2 separate regions of the Homo sapiens genome follow, and region 2 is linked to region 1. A link is a loop called in an ENCODE intact Hi-C map of the cell type or tissue named here. Cell type or tissue: breast epithelium. All regions are shown on one strand. Links, peaks and the distances in the headings refer to the core of each region. The heading gives the core; the rest is flanking DNA. Region 1 has its middle 55 kb from the start of LINC02714. Region 2 has its middle 4.7 kb from the start of LINC02714.

The links. A loop is a pair of places that touch in the nucleus more often than their neighbours do. Peaks named below come from ENCODE experiments on the same cell type or tissue, not always from the same donor. Only the 100,000 strongest peaks of a DNase experiment are listed, where the experiment ranks them.
Region 2: it touches region 1 in a loop (19-fold over the local background); 4 of 110 quality-filtered maps call a loop at or near these places.

What each region holds. Positions count from the first base shown.
Region 1 is chr11:134,788,478-134,792,873 of GRCh38, reverse strand. No RefSeq gene overlaps it. Among named protein-coding and RNA genes, the nearest start is that of LINC02714, 55 kb to the right of the region's middle. In breast epithelium, for the core only: no CTCF peak of the experiment used is centred there; no DNase peak of the experiment used is centred there.
Region 2 is chr11:134,729,017-134,733,412 of GRCh38, reverse strand. No RefSeq gene overlaps it. Among named protein-coding and RNA genes, the nearest start is that of LINC02714, 4.7 kb to the left of the region's middle. RefSeq lists an enhancer at 3,421-4,037. In breast epithelium, for the core only: no CTCF peak of the experiment used is centred there; DNase peaks (open chromatin) are centred at 1,662 and 2,602; H3K27ac peaks cover 1,077 bases.

The sequences.
Region 1 (4,396 bases), core at 233-4,232:
GCTTCCTAAACAAGCAGTGTTAACTAATCCCATAAAGCAATTCAGAAACAAAATAGCACATGCATAGTATAGGCTTTTTTTAAAACACAATGAAGAAACCTGAGGGAAGAAATCATAGTGACCCTGGGATCCAGCAGGGCAAATTCAAGCCACACCCTCCAGGTAATGGTGAGGTGCCTGTGAGCAGCCGGTAATGGGTGCAGGTTAATGGACCTTGGGTGTCTATGAACTTGTTACTCTGAGAATATTAATGGGAAATCAAATAGCAAGTCAATTCAAAATTAGCTTTAATTATATTTTGAGATAGAAGCTGCCTCTCAAATCTTCCTAATGCAGATATTTCGAAACAAGAACAATACTAATTTTTAGCAAGTGCTGTTAAGATATGTTTAAATATCATTTCTCATCTGACAACCCTGTTTCAGAAGACTTGGGCAATTCACCTAAGTCACACGTGAAGACAGGAAAAGATGAAAACTTGGTGTATGGGTTTGAAAATATTAACCTCACCCGACAGCGCCCCATCATGCTGTCCCCAGAAAGAGCAGCTTCTGCAGAGGGCAGGAGGAGCCAACCCCATCAGTCATTGCTACTGCCCGTGTCATCGATGTTGTTATCACTAAGTATGACTCGCTGCATCTGTGTGCTGTGTTACAGGCTGGGAGAGGCTCAGGGCCAAACCACAGGTTTGCCAGGCCTGATGGTAAACCAGGCAGATTCAGCTCAAAAGCACAGGGAATCTGACACCTGCAGGGGCAACCCTCAGCCGGGGGAGACAGCAGCTGGTGTGTAAATCCCCACCTCTCCTCTCCTTCAGGTAAACAGCTCTGGCGTCGTACTGTAAGGGTCTCAGAGGCCCCTACAGAGAAGACCCCACGGTCCACTGCAGCTATCATTAGGGCACACCCTTGGTTGGCTTTTTAAAATCAACCTGAGTTAGTTCTAACTTTCGTCTGATTATGCACAGCCATGCACTGTGACGTGGTTTGATAAACGTACACCTGTGTGACCACCACCCGGTACAGAGCCTTCTCCTCACCCTGAAAAGTTCCTCATGCCCTTTGCAGCCCATTTCTCCCTATTCCTATTCATGCTCCAGGTAATTGTAGATGAGTTTTTCAAACCCTAAAATTTTACACAAACAAATCAGTATGAATTGATTAGTTCATACATCCCAACATACTGTTTTTGGGATTCATCCATGTCATTTTGTGTATCGGTGTGTTCCTTTTTTTATTACCAAGCAGTATATCGGTGTACGAATATATCGTTTTTCACCATTTGCCAGTTTATGGATATTTGGGTTGTTTCCAAGTTTGGCTGTGATGAGTAAAACTGCCTTGAATAGTCACATATCAATGTGATCTTGACAACAATTTGTGTCAAATTGAAATTCAGATTTTTCATCTATAGGAAAGTTAGATAATTATCATAGGTACATTTCAGGGTTATTGTAAAGAGTAAATAGAATAATGCATTCCACATATCTGGAACCTGGCCTGTGCCTTTTTCTTCCCACTATACAGGGACCTGGAATCTTTCAGGAAATGTCAGCTTCTAGGTCTGAGCAAGGAATGTACAAGATAAGCCTGGAAGCTATTATTGTGCCAGAAAGGATAAAGATGAATGAGCCTGTTAGTGTCATGTCAGAAAAGACACAAAATATGCTTAACGTTTCTCAAAATAAAATGTTTGAAAACAAAAAGACACAGTCATTTGCTGAAGAAAGCACCGCTGGCCTAAGATGTAACAATTTGACCATAAGATGAATAATGCCTGCAACAGATTGAAACACATCAAATTATCAAATATACAAATCCAGGAATTCTTAATAAATTATTTAAGTGTTTGATGGACCCAGTCATTATAAAATGAACACATTAATACAAAATTTGAAAACTAAAAATAATCTTTATTACACACATTTATGCTTTACAAGTTTAAACTTTACAAGTTTGTATTTCAAATTAGCCATAGTTGAAGAAAAATTTTCCTTTTTACAAATGTTTCATGTACTCACTTGTACCCACGAACTAAACCCATCAATCTCAAGGAGGTAGAGAGTGGAAGAATAGAATAGTGGGTACCAGAGACCGGGAAGGGTGGTGGGGGAAGGGGGAGAGATGAAAAGAGGTTGGTTAATGAGTACAAAATTATAGCTAGATAGAAGGATTAGGTTCTAGTGTTTCACAGCACAATAGGGCAACTATGGTTAACAATAATTTACTGTACTTTTCAAAAATAGCTAGAAGAGAATATTTGGGATGTTTCCAACAAGAAAGGATAAATGTTTAAAATGATGGAGATCCCATTTACCCTGGTGTGATCACTGCAAATTGTATGCGTGTATCAAAATATCACATGTACCCCATAAATATGTACAACTATTATGTATCAATACAAAGCTATTCTTTCTAAAGAAATACAATCTATGAATACAGAAGTAAAGTATAGAATTGGAAAATCAACATTTTGAAACTTCAAATAAAATAATACCCATTGATGGATGTTAAAACCACTAGTGGAAAAAACGATGGAATTTTTTAATGGAGAGAGCAGAGAAACACGGAGCACACTGATCTTTTTTTTTATTTTTTTAAAGGAATCAGTCTTTGAGTCACTGAAAGTGATACAAGCAGACAGCAGCTGGCTTACTGTGTGATGAGAGAGGAAGGTCCCAGCACCACCACGATGGCATCCCTGCCCTCGAAAATGGAGACTGAGTAGAGCCGGTCTAGCTCCAATGATCCGATTATAATAACTGCAGGGCTGAAAACACGAGTTGGTACACTACACAGCAAAGCAAACCACCAAATCCAGAGTGTGAGACCTTCTACATGGAAAATGATGCATTTCTCCAATAAAGCAGCAACAAAGAAAAAAACAGAGAGGAGTCAGGGACCGTCTCAGAGGGAGAGAGATTGAAGAGGTAGATGGTCAAATGCAGTTGGTGGGCTTTGGGCGCTGCTAAGAAACCAACTGCAGAAAGGCACCTCTGAGACAATCAGGGAAATTTGAACAGGGGCTGGTATCAGATTATATATTTATAATTAAAATGTTCATTTAGGAATTAAAGTTGATAATTATAAATTTATAATTAAAAATTGAAGTGTTACAATGGAAAGGAGTTTATGGGGAAATATTATGATTAGTTAGAGATACCTGGTGATGTACTTACAGAACAAATGATAGAATGTTTGGGGATTTGCTTTCAAATACCGCAGAAAAAGAAAAGTGGAGATGTCAATTAAATTTGGCAAATTTAATTGACAATTTAATTGGCAAATATGGAGAATTTGGATAAACTGTTGAAGCTCTGTGATAAGTACAAGAAGATTCACTGTTCTGTTCACCCTCTTTTTGTGTGTATTTTTAAAATCTTACATCATACAAAGTTCAAAAAATGAAAAAATCCTGTTATGAGTGCACCTTGCAGAGCAGGCACCCTGCACACATCACTGGAGGGCTGAGCATCGGGGACTTCTGCCCTTGACAGTCCCCTGATTGGAGCCAGGTGAGTGGCCTCTCTCCTAAAGATTCCGTCGCTCTCCTGCCTCCCAGGTGGTGATCCACAATGCTCAGCCCTAGGCTGGGAGCGAGATAAAAGCCCGGTGCTCACCACGCTCCCACTCTACTGATTGTCCAGCTTGGGAAGTGGTGGCTCAGTGCCGTGGTCCTTTCGAGCTCTCATAGTTGCCTGCGGCCATGATTTGAGGCCACTCTTCCAGGGCTAACAAGAATTCTGGACAGAAATATCGTTGTAATTAAAAATTCATCAGGTTGCACTTTGACCTGCTTCCTTGTAATTGAAAGCCACTTAGTATATAGTTTATTAGTATCATGTTCTACAATATATCGATCATTTTGAAGCAAATCACACCATTTTATTTGGAAGTATTTTTGTTATATAGCTCTAAAAGATAGAAAGATCTTCTTTCAATTATTATTAAAAAAACAAACATACACATGCATATAATCATGTATCTAAAGTATGTGAAAATCAAGAACACACATCAGGACAAGTTGGCCCTCAATGTGCCAGCATCTGTCTCCTAAACACAAGTGTTACAATACATACTCACACTTCAGTGGTTCCATTTAAGAAGCTTAACACTGATGTCTACTTACTATCCATATTCACGCTTTCCCAATTTTTCCAAAAATGTTAGCAAGAGCCTGTCTTACAAACATAACTACAGTACCATTACCACACCTGAAATTGTTAACAGTAATTTATTGAAATCATCAATTAACTCATCAGTTTCATATTTTCCACATAACCTCTTTTTTTTTTTTTTTTTTTTTTTTGAGACGGAGTCTCGCTCTGTCACCCAGGCTGGAGTGCAGTGGCACCATCTCTGCTCACTGCAAGCTCCACCTCCTGAGTTGACGCCAT
Region 2 (4,396 bases), core at 99-4,098, 59 kb after region 1:
AAGGCCTGTCTGTGTGGCTTCTTCTTGGCTTTTCTGCATAGCATTTCGGCCTCCTGGGTATGGGCAGGACCCCTCTGGAATGAGGGCTCTCAAGGGAGAAGGGAGAGAGTGAACTTTGTAACCAAAAATAAAATTCTGAGACCCCACCGACTGTATAGACCCTCCTCTTGGCTTAGCGGACCTCCAAGAAACCTGAAAAGCTAGTTCAGGATGTAACCAGAAGAGGGGATCAGACACGCCTCGCTATCCCCTCTTCCCTTTGGAGTTTAGACACAACTGATCGGCACTAACACAAAAACAGAGATCTGAAGACAGACAAGCAGACTCTTTGTAGCCATGAGATTCCAAATTCTAGCCTGACTCTGGTATAGCATCATATGACACATAGCAGGCCCTGGAAGAAGTCAAAGTATTTTATCCCAAAATACATTTATTTGACATATGTCGAAGATGTTGAAGCGGTTCTGCAAAGCTGTCTCTTGTGGGGTAAATCTACATTCTATAGAGAGTCTCCTTCCCTTACTAGGTCTTTCCAGAGAGTCTGACACCTTTTGAGGTGTGATAAGAGACCTTCCACATCTATTCTCTCTGAAGCCTGCTACCTGGAGGCTTCAACTATAAGACAAGAACCTTGTCTTCCACAACCCCCTTATGTAAACTTAAGCATTTCTTTATGCTGAGTTTCACTCTCCAAGCAGGACTTAACTCTTTCAAACAGCTACCAATCAGCACATCTTTGAACCCCCCTTGACCTGGAAGCCCCCTTCTTCGAGCTGTCCTGCCTCTCTGGGCTTGCCAATGTACATCATACAAGTATTGATTTATATCTTGGCCTGGAACTTCTGTCTCCCCAAAATGTAGAAAACCAAGCTATCACCAGACCACCTTGGGCACACGTTCTTCTGAGGCTGTGTCATGGCCCATGGCATGTGTACCCGAGGTGGTTGGACAAAACAAACCTCTAAGTGGATGCGGACCTGTCTCAGATACCTTTTGGTTTACACTTGTCTATTGTCTACGTAAAGAAGGAAACTGTGGCAAATTTAATGCAGAGAGTTTATTTGGGCCAAGGTTGAGCACTTCACAGTCCGGGACACACTGTGAAGTGCTCAGGGAACAAAGGAGAGGCTCAAATTTTTAAAGAAAAAAGGATGAATCAGGAAAGGGGGTGATTACACAAGTTGTTGGTCAGGAATTCTAATTGGCTTGCAGAAATGACATTGATTAGTTATTGGTTATATATTGTTGAATGACAGGATGTGAGTTATGGTGTCCAGTGTAGGATGGCCATTCTTGTTAGATTAATTTATAGCTACTGGTGGCAACACTCAGTCCTGAGTCCACACACCAGGTGGCTTTGAAATGATTACTTACCTCAAGGTGCCTGCGGCATGACTCCTCTCTCATTTTAACACCTCCCAAGGCCTGATAATTTCTCATGTTCCTCAGATTGAAACTTTATTTTCTTTCTCACTAGGTTTCAGGGCTCGCTTTGTGGGAGAGGAGGTCCTTGCTTCCATGGCTGCCATGGGGAAGAGGATTCTGGCTTCTGTGACTCACGTCAGCAGGGAACGGGTCTGAGGCAGAGGCACTCAGAGCTCGGCTTCTGAAGCCTGCCAGGCTCCTTTAGCTCCAGTGCTCAGCATGCCGGAGCCCCACACTGTGGGCTATTGTTCTCCAGGTTATTTCTTTGTTAAGCTACATGCTGAGTCGTCTAGGCGCAAAGCCTCTGCCCCTCCTCCCCAAGGTATGTGCAGCACCATGCAGGCACATCATCAATGGTTATTAAATAAATGAATACATACCTTTTATTCTTTGCAAGAAAAGTCTTCTGTTTCTTTGTCCTGGCTCTTACCCATCTCTCCAGGCTTTTCTAGCCCCAGAGCCGACAGTCCAGCAGGAGATGACAAACACAGTCAACTTTTGGCCAAAGATTCTAAACCATGGAAAAGGGCCAGCTGGGGACTGGTCTTGTGAAGTGCATGGATTTGGGCTTTTATTAAGGCCAAGGAAAGACCAGTTTCCTCCTAGGAACAGGATAAAACTGAGCAAGGAGAGGTTTGGCTGGGGCTGGCAGAGCAGCAGGTGCTGTCCACTGGAAGCCTGTGTGCAATTCAAAGAGATGAGAGAAGCCAGACCCCAGGGAGGAGATCTCAGCTGGGAAACTCAAGGGCAAGGATGCTCTCAAAGATAACGGCTGCATTGTTTCCAAATTTTCAAAAAACTCTGTTAAATGTTCTATAAACCTCATTAGCCTTACAAATCATGAGCCTTTAGCCATGCAGACATAAGAGACTTTTAGATATGCACGTCTCTGGCTGACCCAGGAAACCCTACCTTAAAATGACTAAAGAAACTGCTAAGAGGTAGCTCAGCACAGCCCCAGACTGAGACAGGCTCCTGTGAGGCATTCAGGAGAGGGGCAGCCACCAGGAGGGCCTGCCTCTTGTTTAGGCTGAGAGGGCAGAACTCTGTGCTGTGAATTGAGGAAGCTGGGAAATATTTTTTCAATTAAATATTTCAGCTGTCAGCCTGCCAGAATACCTGAAATTCCTCATAAGAATCCATATTTGGATTTCATACCTTCCCTCCCATGTGTCTGCTACCCTCAGGGCCATATATTCCAGAAGCCGCCCTGCACCTTTGGAACTTGCCTTGTGAGTTAATGCTTTCATTTTCCCCAGCATTGGACAGCAAGCCAAAAGCAGTATCCTGCTGGAATGGAAAATGAAGGAAACATACCTTACCGTTGGGAGAAACCCAGTAAAGATAAAACAGGGGCACAACCCGGAAATCCAGACCCTGGGAAAGCGAAAGCCCCTGGGCACCCAGCACACCTGGAAAGAGGTTGTGAAAGCACCAAGGGGAGAGAAAGCACGAAGGGGCGACGGGGGCTCCCAAGAACTTCCCCAGGCCCCAGCCCTCTGTTCTCACTGTCTGCCCCTCTCGCACCACTCACAGGTGCTCCTGGGTGAAGCTGCAGGCTCCAAGGCCTCATCTGAGTCCCTTTTAACTGGGCCTTTTGCAAGTCACACGGCTCCAAGACTGTTAAAATGCCTATCAAGTAAAGATCAGCAAGCATGAATTATGATGCAATGAAGGCAGCTGACACCTACGAAACCAAGGTGTGCTTGAGCTGGTGGAGAGTCCTGGGGCTGCAAATCCAGGAACCGCCCTGCCTTATGAGCTGGAAACACTGTGTTTGCACAAGCAACATGGAGAAGGGCTCTGGGCCCTGCTGATGGCTGAATAGGGGATGAAAATGAAGGATTCTTCCTTTTCCATGAACCTGTGTTCAACCATGAACCTGTGTTCAAAGGGCCAGTCCACCTGCGGCCACCTCTGAAGGAGGCATAGCCCAAATGCACACACCCTGGAGAGGAGTGGCTCATTCAAGGTCAAGACAAATGTGGGTGGCAGAGCCCCAACAAAGGTTCTTAGCCAGTGACATCCAGCTGCTGATGGAGGCCCTCTCCAGAATCAAGGGTATGGTCCTACTGCAGAGCCCTGGCCTCCTCTGCACCCTACATGTGCCTCAACATCCCAGAGTTCATCCGTCACTGAATTCTAGTCCCAGTGTGCATGTCCAGCCTAGAGCTTCGCCTCTCCTGAGACAGCCTCGCCTGCCCCTCCATCTGCCTGTAAGCTCCCTAGAGCAGGAGAAGCCACTTATAATTTTAATGGGGTATGCACATTCAGATATTAGAGGCCACTAATTTATTGGGGTTCCAGGATGAGAGACCCAGGAAATCATTGCTGTTTGGTTCTATGAGGCCCTTTAGCATAACCCCAGAGAGAGCCTCAGCGACATCATTCGGTGTGGGTGAATCTGCCTCTCCTTCCTGCCCACTCCCGGCAGGAGGTCCCTGTGTGTTTTGCTTCCATTCAGCACTCCCTGTGCCTCACCGCACACAGGCAGGCCTCACCTCCTCTTGGTCACCATGGCCTGCTTCTCATATCTTTGGGCTCAGTACCAACCGTGTGATGGAGTGTGGCCCATCTCCTGCAGGTGCTGGCGGATCACAGGAGGTTCCAGGCCCACTGTGCATGGCCCCTGCACCTGCTCCTCAGTCCTCTGCACCTAAATTTTCTTGTTTTCTCCATATCAGAAAGTGGGTCTTGCTACACCAGGTAATCTGAGGCTCCGCCCAGCACTTGCTGTCACTTGCTTTAAGACAGTCACACGATGAGTGGGAAGCCCTCTGAAGTTTCCATGACAGGCAGCGTTCACCATGGTCCCCGAGACCCAGCACGGGAACCAGAATTCTGGTCTGGAGGAGACAGAGTTGTGTAGCCAGAAAGCAGCCTGGGAATCAGAACCAAAGAAAAATATCTCAAAATAAAGAGGAGAAGTCCTGGGCGGGGTGGGGGCGGGGGCGCTGCGTAACAGGAGAGC